Linked DNA regions of Homo sapiens: region 1 is linked to region 2. Evidence: chromatin loops called from intact Hi-C (ENCODE). Cell type or tissue: GM12878. All regions are shown on one strand. Each heading gives the region's core, and the rest is flanking DNA. Links, peaks and the distances in the headings are about the cores only. Region 1 has its middle 23 kb from the start of DAW1. Region 2 has its middle 30 kb from the start of CCL20.

Region 1 (2,915 bases), core at 186-2,685, 65 kb after region 2:
TCCGGCCCTCCAGGTGAGTGTGAGGGTTTAAGAAATGGGGCCCCCAAAGCAGGTCAGAGGCCAGAATATGTTCTGTTCATGTTTAGAAGATTTACTGGAGAGTTTTTGGAAGCAAGAACATTTTTGTTATGAAGTAAAAAGGAATATCTAAGATATCCCTCCGGCCGGGCGCGGTGGCTCACGCCTGTAATCCCAGCACTTTGGGAGGCCGAGGCGGGCGGATCACGAGGTCAGGAGATCGAGAGCATCCTGGCTAACACAGTGAAACCCCGTCTCTACTAAAAATACAAAAAATTAGCCGGGCATGGTGGCGGGCGCCTGTAGTCCCAGCTACTCGGGAGGCTGAGGCAGGAGAACGGCGTGAACCCGGGAGGCGGAGCTTGCTGTGAGCCGCGATCTCGCCACTGCACTCCAGCCTGGCAACAGAGCGAGACTCCGTCTCAAAAAAAAAAAAAAAAAAAAAAAAAAAAGATATCCCTCCTTCTCCCTTAGAACAAGGAAATACAAACTAACGGAAAAACCAAGGAAGATGTAAAGAAAAGAAGAGAAAACTAAGGAAAACTTGAGAAAATTGAGGCACAGATACAAAGGGGAAGAGAGAGAAGGGAATGAGTCAGGAGGGAAACAGAGAAAAGAGATTAAAGACATAAAAAGATAAAAGTATCGGGAAGCATTGCAGTGTGAAAGGGAAGAAATAAGCAAAGAAGACTTTGGAAGCTGCGTTCTTAAGATCTCTCTTAGATGAAAAAGGGGAGAGATAAATGAGAGAAAAGTAAAAAAGTTTTAGCAGAAAAAAAGAGAAATGATCAGAAATGTTTAATAGAAACATGAAAATTAGAAGTTCATGGGGCAAAAATAAAATGTGGCTTATTTTTATTTCTCTTTCTTAAAAGAGCAAACATTTGCAGGAAATCAAAAGGGCTCAAATTTCAAAGATCAACAAAACCAAGTGATGGGAAAAGCCTTTATAAGAGAAACTAGAATGGCATAAGAGGAATCTTAATAGTTTGATCATTTAAACAGGCTAAGGTAAATACTCACGCGAAAGAACCAAAAACTTTGTAAGAGTTATGATGCCAGAGAAAATAAGGAAGAAGAAAAAAGTGAACACTGTTACGTGTTCTAACTTGCAAGTCTCTTTCCCTCTTACTCTGCTAAGAATAAAAGAAAAGGCGGAAGGAAGAGATGAAAAGGGGGTCATTCCAACTCATTAAAACAGGGAAAAACCAACTATTGCAGAAAGGAATGGTGAGCCTGGTAAAAGTTGGGAGGAGGATGGGAAATTGCAAGAAGAGGGTTGTTAAAGTTATGAGTTCATTTTCCCTCGCCCCCTCATGGTACCATACTCACTCGACTGGAAAGGCAAGTTTCACTCCAGCAAATGAAGCAGCAAGGAAGTGACTTCACAAAAATCTTCCTCTGCTCTAGGGTAATTTGGGCCTTTCATGATTTAACTCAGTCTACCACATCTTGACCTAGTTGAAAACTGGGTCAGACTATTTTTCTTGAACGGAAGCCTAAAAACCACCCTCCCTTAAATGAATTTATATTTTTGCAGTATTGTCTATACTCAGTTTCTCTTTTACCTTTTTGGAGATGCTAACAAAAATTACTCAAGCCAGTTAAAGACCCTGGACCCAGAATCCATCGACAGAGGAAAAGGAATCAGGGATTTCATAGGAAAGTTGGAAGATTTGCTTTCGGTCCTTCTCCTGGTGGGGCACTGGGTGTTAATTTAAGTGACAATCAGCCCATTTCAGTCATGACCTTCCTCCCTCTCTGAGCAATTACTGAGGCACAGAAGAACTCCATTTTGGCTCAAAGAGTTTGTAAACCAAAAATAAAATTACAAGGCCCCGCCAACCATCTGAATGGACCCCTCTTCTCAGACAAGGGCATTCCAAAGTTGGTTCAAGCCATAATGTGAAGGGAGGGTTGGACATGCCACATTACACCCTCCTTCCTTTTGGAATTCAGGAAAAGCCAACCAGCATTAATATCGACACAGACCTTGAAGTCTGGTAAGAAATATTTACAATCTATTCTCTTGGAAGCCTGCTACTTAGAGGCTTCATCTGATTGATAAAACTTTGGTCTTCACGACCCCTTATCATCCTAAACCAGACACTTGTTTCTATTGATTCCAGGTCTTTAGATAATAACTCTTTCAACCAATTGTCCATCAGAAAAATTTTAAATCTACCTATAACTTGGAAGCCCCACTGCTTCGAGTTATCCTGGCTTTCCGGACTGAATCAATGTACATCTACATGTATTTGATTAATGTCTCCTGTCTCCCTTGAATTTATAAAACTAGGCCGTGCCTCGACCACCTTGGGCACAAGTTCTTGAGATCTCCTGAGGGCTGTGTCACAGACCATTGGTCCCTCATATTTGGCTCAGAGTAAATCTCTTCAGATATTTTAGAGTTTGACTCTTTTCCTCAGCAATTTCTATGAGGTGTGGAAGAAAGGCGTCAGGAGTTGGGGAAGAGAAGAGTGAGGAATAAATGAGGCTGCCCAGTTAGGTTAGGGGCAGGGACTCCCAGGACACATTGAGGAGTTTGGGAGGATGATAAAAAGAGTGGCAATATGATTAAAGCAGATTAGAAGAAACAGGCGTGGCTGGTGGAGGGATGTGAGAGAAAACTGGCCAGAGTGGGAAGCAAATTGATTCTTGATGAGTAAATGCATCCTGGCCAGGACCATAAATACTCCCTAGAGTATGATTACTCATGATCTTTTCCCCATCTGGCTGGTTGGAATAGGTATAATCCCTAAGGAAGCTTGCCAGATAGAATAAAATAGAGGATACCTCATTAACTTCAAATTTCAGATGAACAACATATTTTTTTTAGTGCTATTATGTCCCAGGCAATATTTGGAGCCCACTTAAAAACAAACAAACAAAAAAAC
Region 2 (2,915 bases), core at 293-2,792:
CCAGCTGTGATTTCTGGGCTTCTGCCCTATTGCTGGGGCCAAGGCCAGGTCTCAGTTCTGGAGACGGCCGTGCCTTTTTCTCCGTCACTTTGCTCTCACCCCAGGGACCGCAGCCTGTCCTGAAAACTGGGCACAGTGATGGGGCTCTGTTATTTTCTGTTCATTTCTCTGTTGTTCTCTGCATCCCTACCCACTTTGTTGAATAGGTCTCTTCATAGATTGCTTGTCATCTCTGGGGACACTCCAGTTTCTTAACTCTTGAGCATCGTGACATCCTGTTCTTCTGCCTGGATGATCCACAGCTGAACTCATACGGCTCCCACCTTCTGTAGCTGCTGTCCACTCCATTCCTGTCTCACCTCAGGTCTTGATGCAGTCCCCAGTCTTCCTTGTCCCATGGTTGTCTACTGAGGCCAAGGTGCTGTGTGAGAAACACAGCAGTGCCACTCAGGAATGTCTTGCGCAAGGTGGATGTCCAAGACTCTGCTGCTGAAGTTGTAGCAGGCAGCATCCATGTGTTCATCCTCCCGCATTGTTTCTTCATTTTATTTTATTTTTCGAGATGGAGTTTCGCTCTTATTGCCCAGGCTGGAGTGTAATGGCACGGTCTTGGCTCACCACAACCTCCACCTCCCAGGTTCAAGTGATTCTCCTGCCTCAGCCTCCTGAGTAGCTGGGAATATAGGCATGTGCCATCACGCCTGGGTAATTTTTGTATTTTTAGTAGAGTGGGGGGTTTCATCATGTTGGCCAGGCTGGTCTGAACTCCTGACCTCACATGATCTACCTGCCTCGGCCTCCCAAAGTGCTGGGATTATAGGAGTGAGCCACCGTGCCCAGCCTCTCCCACATTATTTCATTCTGTACCATGTTGTTGCTGAAGGAGCATGAGCTCTAGTGCCAGGCAGACTCACGTTTCCATCGGGGCTCTGGGACTTACTAGCTATGTGGCCTGCGGTAGGACATAAATTTTTCTGAGTTTCAGTTTCTTCATCTGTAAAGAAAAATGGGTGTGAATACACTTACCTCTCCCAGTTGTTGTATGGATTGATTTAGAAGGTGTAGACAGCTTCACTGTTCACAAGATTCATGTGATTCTGGTATGAGTAGTTTCCAAATATTCTGAGAGACACAGGAGTAAATAATGGATTCAAAAGTCCCTAGCCTGGGATTTTTTAATGTTATGAGTTAATATTTGAAAATCACTAACAAAAAGGTCTGGAATAAAAGCCATGTTAGTGTTATGTAAATGTTGTTTAAAAAAGGAAGTTCCCTTTCTTCTTCCTTCTATATAGTAAGGATCTTGAGCTATTGACTGAGGTTTCAAAGTGAAGAAATGGGAAAAACCATTTATATGGGGTTGCTAGTCACACCAGGAGTTGGGGGCAATGCCCACCTTGGTTGGATTCTACTGTGGTAACAATGGACCCCACAAGACAGCCAGAACTTCAAACAGCATGGAAGAGGTGGTCACTGTGCTAGCTGAGAAGTGAAACTTCATTGCGCTTTTGAAGAAATTCTGTCACCGAAACGAAAGAAAAACTAAGTGGATAGCAAGTAGAGTTCTGCTTCTCAAAGCGTGTAGTGATTCCCCTCCCACCCACGTAGAATAACCACATCTCAAGCACTTTCTTAAAGATCCCTGACTGTCTGACTAGAATATCCTCCTTGTCCACTCAATGTTTTTTTTTTGAAACAGAGTCTTTCTCTGTTGCCCAGGCTGGAGTGCAGTGGTATGATCTTGGCTCACTGCAACCTCCCATGTTCAAGCGATTTTCCTGCCTCAGCTTCCCCAGTAGCTGGGATTACAGGTGCCCGCCGCCATATCTGGCTGATTTTGGTATTTTTAGTAGAGATGGGGTTTCACCATGTTGGCCAGGCTAGTCTTGAACTTTTGACTTCAAGTGATCCACCCATCTCAGCCTCCCAAAGTGCTGGGATCACAGACGTGAGCCACCGCACCGGGCCTGTCCACTCAGCTTTAATCCTAGCATCGAGACCTTTTCTGTTATCTCATTTTTTGTCCCCTATTTCACTTTCCCAGATCCATATAACACCAGTGAGAAATAACCCCAAATACCTAGGGAGAAGTGTGATCTCACTGTGTTCACTTTTTCCCGAACATGAGCTCCACGATTGTTTCCAAACAGTAAAAGCAGTTTCTCCTTTTTATCTCTTCTGGTAAAGCTGCAGTTGGGAAGCAGAGAGGTTTGGCAGAGTTGATGGGACCTTTGGGGTGGTTTGTTTCCTATTGGAAAGAAAATGAGGGTAGGAAGCTGCTGAACAAAGAGTCTCTGCCTTGCCTTTGCAGGGCTGCTGACCCTCATAATGGGCAGAAGCTACTGCCAGCCTGCTGCATAGAGCTGTCTTTGCAGATTTAATACTTTAGTGAGGGGCTAGGGGCCTACTGCTGAGCCCAGGATATAGTCAGTTACTAAACCTTGCGTCATGAAGCCAGCTGGCAAATCTTTAGTTTTGTTCTGGTTAGATGTGACCATGACTTTGGTTTTTATTTACTTCTCTCTTTTGTATAACTATAAATATTTTTAGACTGGGTGCTACACAGTTAAGTCTGTATATATGATTTGCATTATCCAGTTTAGGCCCAAAGTCAGGAAAATTGCTGCCATGCAAGATGAGTTGACATGTTCCTGTTTTTGTGGCTAAGAAGCTTTGGTATATAGAATTAGAAAAATGCTCTCAATAGCAAAGACTTGGAACCAACCCAAATGTCCATCAATGATAGACTGGATTAAGAAAATGTGGCACATATATACCATGGAATACTATGCAGCTATAAAAAAGGATGAGTTCATGTCCTTTGCAGGGACATGGATGAAGCTGGAAACCATCATTCTCAGCAAACTATCACAAGGGCAGAAAACAAAACACCGCATGTTCTCACTCATAGGTGG

Evidence for each region. A loop is a pair of places that touch in the nucleus more often than their neighbours do. Peaks named below come from ENCODE experiments on the same cell type or tissue, not always from the same donor. Only the 100,000 strongest peaks of a DNase experiment are listed, where the experiment ranks them.
Region 1: a loop joins it to region 2, with 3 times the contacts of the local background. A loop is called at or near these places in 4 of 110 quality-filtered maps.

What each region holds. Positions count from the first base shown.
Region 1 is chr2:227,847,420-227,850,334 of GRCh38, forward strand. No RefSeq gene overlaps it. Among named protein-coding and RNA genes, the nearest start is that of DAW1, 23 kb to the right of the region's middle. In GM12878, for the core only: no CTCF peak of the experiment used is centred there; a DNase peak (open chromatin) is centred at 1,332; H3K4me3 peaks cover 294 bases; H3K27ac peaks cover 949 bases.
Region 2 is chr2:227,782,075-227,784,989 of GRCh38, forward strand. No RefSeq gene overlaps it. Among named protein-coding and RNA genes, the nearest start is that of CCL20, 30 kb to the right of the region's middle. In GM12878, for the core only: no CTCF peak of the experiment used is centred there; DNase peaks (open chromatin) are centred at 974 and 1,547; H3K4me3 peaks cover 817 bases; H3K27ac peaks cover 1,896 bases.